2 separate regions of the Homo sapiens genome follow, and region 1 is linked to region 2. Evidence: chromatin contacts called from ENCODE Hi-C or POLR2A ChIA-PET data. All regions are on one chromosome and are shown on one strand. The core of a region is the stretch at or near the end of the contact, and the rest is flanking DNA. Distances in the headings are between cores, read along the strand shown. Region 1 overlaps ATP6V0A1 (ATPase H+ transporting V0 subunit a1). Region 2 holds the start of STAT3 (signal transducer and activator of transcription 3).

What was found. Hi-C counts contacts between places; a loop is a spot of excess contacts on that map. ChIA-PET counts read pairs that join two places held with the same protein, here RNA polymerase II (POLR2A). Pooled maps may share reads with other maps.
Region 1: a map of endothelial cell of umbilical vein shows a loop between it and region 2 (5-fold over the local background). The contact joins the enhancer-like site here to the promoter of STAT3 in region 2. A Hi-C loop is called at or near these places in 2 of 168 maps with a recorded cell type or tissue (endothelial cell of umbilical vein and mammary epithelial cell) and 10 of 50 pooled maps. POLR2A ChIA-PET finds 5 or more read pairs at or near these places in 16 of 52 experiments (A549, A673, AG04449 and 13 more).

What each region holds. Positions count from the first base shown.
Region 1 is chr17:42,516,438-42,520,282 of GRCh38, reverse strand. All of the region lies in intron 21 of ATP6V0A1 (ATPase H+ transporting V0 subunit a1), which reads right to left. Among named protein-coding and RNA genes, the nearest start is that of MIR5010, 4.2 kb to the right of the region's middle. RefSeq lists a silencer at 2,684-2,733 and an enhancer at 3,177-3,676. Within about 2 kb of position 1,647, at least 34 of the 41 ENCODE cell types and tissues checked have a DNase peak (open chromatin) inside an H3K27ac peak, as active enhancers do; they include A673, endothelial cell of umbilical vein and mammary epithelial cell, where a contact is called at or near this core.
Region 2 is chr17:42,386,538-42,390,245 of GRCh38, reverse strand. STAT3 (signal transducer and activator of transcription 3) reads left to right here and starts at 1,804. Exons shown (of 24, transcript NM_139276.3): 1 at 1,804-1,967. RefSeq lists an enhancer at 1,084-1,353 and silencers at 1,874-2,153, 2,384-2,463.

The sequences.
Region 1 (3,845 bases), core at 398-2,897, 130 kb before region 2:
CCCTGGACAGCTGCCCAGCAACCAAACCACACCAAATAAGGGCAGAAAAATGCATGATTCAGGGGATAAAAAGGCCAAGGAGAGCTGCCCTGAGGAATAGTTTCCACATGGTGCTGTGTGACCCTGGAGGCACCGGAGCCCCTATAAGAACAGGCAGGCGTGGGGGCTGGGGCAGGCTCCAGGTGACAGGTCACGTGCAGGGTGAGGGCTTTGAGGCGCTTTAAAGCTTCAGGAACCCTCTAGTTCCCTAACTCAGCTTTTACAAATGGAGATTCCTCCCTCCAAGCCAAGAAGGCAGGAATTAAGAGAACAGGGGCTGGGAGGTGGCTGGGGCCCAAAGGTTACAGACTGTTTGCCAGTGGCACTGGGAGTTCCTCAGAGGCCCCTTCACTGGGGTGCAGGCTGAGGAGCACCCCCTTGAAGAAGAGCGCAACCGAATTTTCTGAGTGGGAGTAAAAGCAGTCAGCTTTCTTCCCCACATCCCCACATTCCACAGGGGTGGGCCAAGGTCCTCCAGGAAAAACAGGACTCAGGAGGGGGAGGACACAGAGCTTCCAACTGACGTTAGCTGACGGTTCCCACCAGAGCAATTCCAAACCAGGACCTGGATTCACCCACGTCCCAACACCCCACCAAAACTACTTCTCCAAGTTCCAGCTACTGAGACCACCTCTGAGGGAACGCGGTGGGGCCTAGCAGTGGGTTCCTGCTTCTCACCCACTTGTGTTAGGTTTGAATTCTTCATGTTGAATAGACTGTGTTCCCATGTGGCAAGGGTTATTTCAGAACAGCTGAAACGAGATTTACATGTCCCCTTTTCATTCAACAATACATAGCCAGAGAGTGGACAAGTCACCTGAGGGTCCCAGGCCATTACCTAGGAGTGAATGTCAGCCTTGGTAGGGTATGCTGACCCCCGACTCCAGTGAGGTGTCCAGAACTCTGACCCCCACCCCCTCCTGGCTAATCACAAAACCATTCTAATCTTCAAACTGGGCAAATGGAGCAGCAGCTTTGTTTTCAGATGCCTGTGGGGGCACCGCCCTTTTCTTGGCACCCCTCCAGTCACCTTATCTACCCATGGGGGCCCAGCAAGGAGGAAGAGGGATATATGCCTGGGAGGGGCACATCAATTGTACTGTGTGAGCAGACAGGTGGCCTCCCTGACATACTGCCCAATACTGCCCCTCCCACCAGCTGCTGCTTTAGAGACTTAGAGCGGCCAGAACTGGGACATCTTGGGTCTATCTTGAGGTCAGCCTGATTTCACCTCCTTCCGTGGCCACCCTCACCCCAACCACCCAGCACAAAGCTGGAAAGCAATTTCCCTGCTAGTCTCCCCACTCTCTCCCGCTGAACTGGGGAAATGTGTGCTTCCTGAGAAAGTACAAACATGAAGTTCCCCAGGGCAAGGGGGGCCCCATCTGCCATCCTAGGTTCTTCCTTCTTTTTGGGCATCTCCACTGCTCTGCTCAGGGAGCCTCCAAAGTCTTGCCATGCCCCAAGACACTGAAATGCACCTCTAGAATTCAACAGCTGTGAGGAGAGCCTCAGGACGCCAGATGAGTGTCTCTATCATCTCTTCCAGCTCCAGCACTTGGCAAAGGCCACCTGGTGACTCAGAGGGATTAACTGGGGCCAAAAGACATCATTCATGCCACGTAACAGGAACTCTGTTTCCTCGAGTGGGTGAAGGAGGAAGGAGTCTTGGGGCCGCTTCCCTTCCCTGGTGGGGGTTGTGACTGAGGGCAGGCAGTCTGGAAAGACAATTCTGGGCTGAGCTGTTTATGTAGCCTGTTCTGCCACTCTCTGTGCCGTTCAGGGCCTACAACACACATCTGTCTGACGGCCTGAATATCAGGGCAATGATGGCAGCCTGGAACTACATTTCAAGAGTTCTGAGTTCTCCTGGGCAGCCATTCCCTCAACTGCTCCATGCTGTCATGCCGTGGCAACACTGCATTCCTAACAAGAAGCTGGTCCCCGATTCTGTCCCTTTAATCACCACCCAATCTGTGAGTGTACAGGTAGGTGTACATCTATGTGTATGTGGAATTCGCTAGGTAAGGAGAGACCAGGTTCCTTGGAAGGTATGCCCTGGGGCAATAGTTCTGCATAAAAATCAGTTTGATGTTTACAGTGATAACTACAATCAAATCCCTGTCTCATGCCTTCTCTGAGGAAGAAAAGATGTCTAATTATGGTAGGTAAGAAGCCAAGCACACTTCATGTGGCAGGAGGGAGGAAAAGAGAGAAAACTCAGGAGACAGAATTAGCAGATTAATACATTAGCCTGCTCACTGTTTTCAAACACATCACCCCCCTTCCTATGATGCTGCATGAATCTCACACTAGTGGTTTATATGTTATCGAATCAAATGTTTTTCTTATTGTCCCCACTGAGGAGACCAGAACTTGTATAATGGGGCAGCCCTTGAATCAGGAAACAGCAGGGATAAAGTGGGAGGTATGAAGATGCCTAGGATGGATGCCAGGAAGAACAGCAGCACCATCCCTACAGCTGGTTCAGCAGCCCCAGAGGCTCCACCCCTGGTAAGAGGGCCACAGCTCAGAACGCCTCCTGCAGTCCTGGGCCACAGGGAAGATCCAGGCATCCTGGACGCACAGCCGCATTTTGCCAGGAGGGGGCGCACAAGCACCAATTTCATTCACTTCTGTTTTAGTGGTGGGGGAGGCGCCCCACTCGTGTCACGGGAACAGCCCTCCAAAGACGAGATTCTGGAAGTTGCACAAAGGAGGTTTGCACTGTTTTTTCCTCTCCTACCCAATACTCCTATTGCCAAAATAAATACGACATATATGGGGAGGCTGTTCCTTGCAAACAGCACCTGAGGGCATTCTGATGGTATCCTCTGCCTCCTCTGGGGTCTTCTCTCACTCTAGACAGGCTAAAAGCAGTCTTTTTATGGGGGACCCCAGGCAGACACCCTCTCTCTAGGGCATCCCAGGTTTTTTTGTTGTTGTTGTTGTTGTTGTTGTTTTGAGACGGAGTCTCGGTCTGTCGCCCAGGTTGCAGTGCAGTGGCGCGATCTTGGCTCACTGCAACCTCCATCTCCTGGGTTCAAGCGATTCTCTTGCCTCAGCCTCCCGAGTAGCTGGGATTACAGGCGCCCACCATCACGCCCAGCTAATGTTTGCATTTTTAGTAGAGATGGGGTTTCACCATGTTGTCCAGGCTGGTCTCGAACTCCTGACCTCAGGTGATCTGCCTGCCTCAGCCTCCCAGAATGCTGGGATTATAGGTGTGAGCCATCGCACCCAGTAAGGGCATCCCACTTTTAAGCAGAGCAGCCACTACCCATCCTAGAGCACCTGCTTTTGCTGTGGCAGCACTTGGTGTGTGCATTACTTCCTACTTGCTCACAGTAATCTTGGCAGTGAATGTTCTGCTCAGGTTCCCTGCCTGGTGTGACAGTGCTGGAATTCCAACCCAGGTCGCCCAATTCCGGAGCCTGCTGTCCTGCCACTCATCACTTCAGTTCAGGGGGACCTGGGAAGACACGGGGAGGCCACAGGTGAGCCTGAGGAGGAAGCAATCTTCTGGCAACAAAATGAGGCTCAAGCCCAGGCGGCCTTGCTCTGCAACAGTGCCTTGCTCCCGCCCTGCCCAGGGAGATGACCGGCTACCCACGTGGGCTGGAATCAAGGTGAGGTGGTCACTGTTCCCTCAAACCCAGGGCTCAAGAGACAGGAGTGAAAAGAAAAGAAAGGAGGCCAAGGGGCAAGAAAAAGTGAGTCCTCAGAGGTTCTCGTGCACTGAGGAGGGCTGAGGAAGTGTGCTTGCGGGGGTCGGCTGATAAGCTTAGAACAGGGAGGCCAGCCAG
Region 2 (3,708 bases), core at 555-3,054:
TATTCATGATTGTGAGAAAGAAACCAGGCAGGGAGTGTATAAGGTGTGTAAGTCCTTTGTAAGCAGTAAATCACTAAACAAATCCTAGACCCTATGTTATCAGGGAGGCAGTTGGCCGCACGGGATAGCGTAGTTACAAGAGACTATAGGCGGAGATGGGGGATATCTGTCCTGTGGTGTAGATAAACAGCCTAATCAATACACACACACTCTACAGGTAAATACAGCAATTTCCATACTGAGCTGTGTCTACCAGAGGGCAATAGGAGGTTCTCAATTCTCACCACCAGTGACCCTATGAATTGCCCTGTAGATGCCTCTGTCCCTCATTGGATATGAGGTGGTACGAGCGGTCTGAATCTGTAGACTTAGACAGGCTTCAGGTATCTGGGGAACCATGTGAGTAAAACCTTGTATTGTTTCTGGGGCTAGAATCTAGTCTCCTTCAAACACTCAGAAGGATCTGTGACTGCCTTCAAAGGTTAAGAGTCATTGATTTTTCTCACTAGAAATTAATAAGAACAGCTATCCTTGGGGAGAAGGAATGATGGGGGTAGGGAAAGATTTTCATTTAATATTTTTGACCTTTCTGAACGGTCTGCATTTTCTAAACAGGAACATGTATTAGGTTCATTGAAAAAAAATATGTCAGGGGTTAGCTGAGCAGTGAGATAATGGGTCCTTTTTAGATTTTTGTCTTTATACCTGTTCGTATTAAACAAACACAAATATTAATAACATATTTTTAAAGACCCAAAAAAATAAAAATTAAAAACCCTGATAGTATCAGCACATACACAGAAATCACTCCATTATGCAAAGTTCATCCTCTATTATGAAAGGCAAAATGTCTACATTTCCTATCAACCACTGGCTTCAATTCAGTAAAACTTGCATACCAAGTAGGCAAGGTGGAAAAGAAAAAGGCAGAACATTTCATGTATTTCAATTCAGACGCATAAAAATGTCAAGCCCTACACGTTATCAGCTTTCGTATACACCGTCTTCTGCATTCGCCTGTACGGGCCAATGGGCTAGCTGGTCGGCGTTTGATGCTTGAAGTGATGGAACGGAGTACGGGGTTAAATCCACTACCCTCTCCCCACGCACTCTAGTAATTACTCTATTTCCACGTCATGTTTCCGGGTGTGTGTGTCCCTGCTCACGCAGAAACTGAAGTTCAAAGCAGGCGGAGTCACCCATGTTCTTTTTGTTGTCCCCAGAACCCAATTCAGGAGTTGGGTCCCCAGAGGATCTGGAGATACCTGGGGACTATCTAACTAGCTGATTCCCGCGTGGTAAGAGGCTCTCAACCTCGCCACCACGTGGTGCCAAGGGCCGGGAAAAGGGAGAGCGGGCAGGAGGGAGCTGTATCAGGGGCATTTAAAGTGCCTTGACGTCACGCACTGCCAGGAACTCAGCTGAGTTTTCAGCAGGACATTCCGGTCATCTTCCCTCCCTCCCCCCGGGCTTCTGTGCCCAAGTCCTCGGCTCTTCCCTCGCTGTGGCGGAGGGAGGAGCACCGAACTGTCGGAACAGCCAGCACAGGGGCGTATCAGTCTCCTCTTGGCTCCGCCCTTTCTCCTAGCTGCTCTCCTCATTGGTCAGTGGGCGGGGCTTCGGCTGTACCGCACACGCACTGGGACCTCTGGGTGGCCGAACGAGCTGGCCTTTCATGAATTATGCATGACGGCGTGCCTCGGCCAGGCTGGGGCTGGGCGAGGATTGGCTGAAGGGGCTGTAATTCAGCGGTTTCCGGAGCTGCGGCGGCGCAGACTGGGAGGGGGAGCCGGGGGTTCCGACGTCGCAGCCGAGGGAACAAGCCCCAACCGGATCCTGGACAGGCACCCCGGCTTGGCGCTGTCTCTCCCCCTCGGCTCGGAGAGGCCCTTCGGCCTGAGGGAGCCTCGCCGCCCGTCCCCGGCACACGCGCAGCCCCGGCCTCTCGGCCTCTGCCGGAGAAACAGGTGAAGGGGGTGCAGGGTGGGGCCGTTGGGGAGGCCTGGGGACCCGGGGGCTCCGCAGCGGCAGGGGGCCTCTGGGACCTTGGGGATGTTGTGATGGACGCTGCAGTGGGGCCGGGAGAGATGAAGAGACGCGGAGGGTCGCCCTGAGGGAAGACTCTTCGGGATGACAGGAGCGGGCCTCGGAAGGGACTCGGGGCGCTGGAGGGAAGTTTCGTTCTTCGGAGAAACAGAACGCGCTCGAGGGGGCACCGTGGGGCGAGGGCGCACTCGGTTGCGGCGGCAGGAGTGAGGGACAGTCCCCCGATTTCCTGCTCCCTGGGGCCCTGGGGACGTTCCGGCCACCGGAGCGACTGTCACGCCGACGGGGATCACCGGCGCGAGTGGGGGGTCGGAAAGCGCCTCCTCCCCGCCCGGTCGGCGGCTCCCGCTGAGCCACTTCCTCCGCTTGCCCTGTTCCCGCTCCTTCAGGAGACAGCTGTGCCCTTTTGGAGGCAGGAATAGGTGTGTCTGTCGCCTGCAGCCTTACGGGCTGGCTGGTCGTGGGTAGGCTTTATTGCATAAGAATCAAGTTTCCTGTAGGGAAATTGACAGACCGGTACTCTTTCTAAATTCCCTCGCATCTTTTTCTAGGTTAAATTATGCTCCCCCCACGTCCCCGCCTTGTAAAAAAGAGAAAAAAAGACAAAATAAAATCCCCATCAACCCGTCAAGCCAGCTCTAGAGAGAGAAATAAACCTCTTGACATTGTCCTTTTCCAAATACCTGGTAAAGTCGGCCAGAAGATAAATAATTGAGCCATTGCATTTACTGGATTGTGGTGTTGCTTAATTGCATAGGACGGAATGAACCAATTGAGAGTGGGAGTTTTCTGTCTCAGAGCCAAGATCTTGGGTAAATGCAGAGGAGAGGGAAACAAAGACAGGCTGGCCTTGAAAAAACCATGTGTGCAAACTTTACATGCATTTGGGGGGTGTGGTTGCACTGAAGTTAACAAGATTCAAACCGTCGCCCAAGTTGGTATTTCCATGTTTGGTACACATCACTCTGTGCCATATCAGGTCGTTGTTAAGTGTGGTGACAAAATCAGTGGTTAGTCATTTTTTTAATTAAAAATGTGTATAGTGTGTACCTGCTGGTCTTACTGTATGTGCAACTAAAGGTTTACATAGTCTGTGTATGGGTTGTAAATTTTTGGCTGGCTGTGCTGATAAAGCATTGGGCTTGAATAAAGCAAAGCAGAAAATCATCTCAATCTTTTATATGTGGATTTAGACTGTGTTATGACTTGGTTCAGCCAGTTTTCTATCTTATTTTATATTAAATATGTCTGTGTTCTCTGAGTCAGCACATTTATTTCCTTATTACATGTTCCAGACAGGAGTGCTAGCCCAGTTTTTGTTCAGTTTGCACAGTGGGATGGGGAAACAAGTCTGGAATTTAAAAAAAAATGTTTTAGAGGTTGGAGCCTTGATTTTAGTCTCTATATTAGCACATCCATCACAAAGAACCATTAGTAAATTCATGAATCTTTTGTTTTTTATGTAGTTCATTTGAGAAGAATAATCACTTAGAAATATCCACAGTGCCAGGCATGGTGGTGCACACCTCTGATCCCAGCTAATTGAAGGCTGAGGTGGGAGGATTCCTTGAGTCCAGGAGTTGAGTCTGGTCTGGGCAACATGGTGAGAGGCCAGGAATTGGGTCTAGAGTCTAGTCTAAGCACCATAATGAGAACCCATCT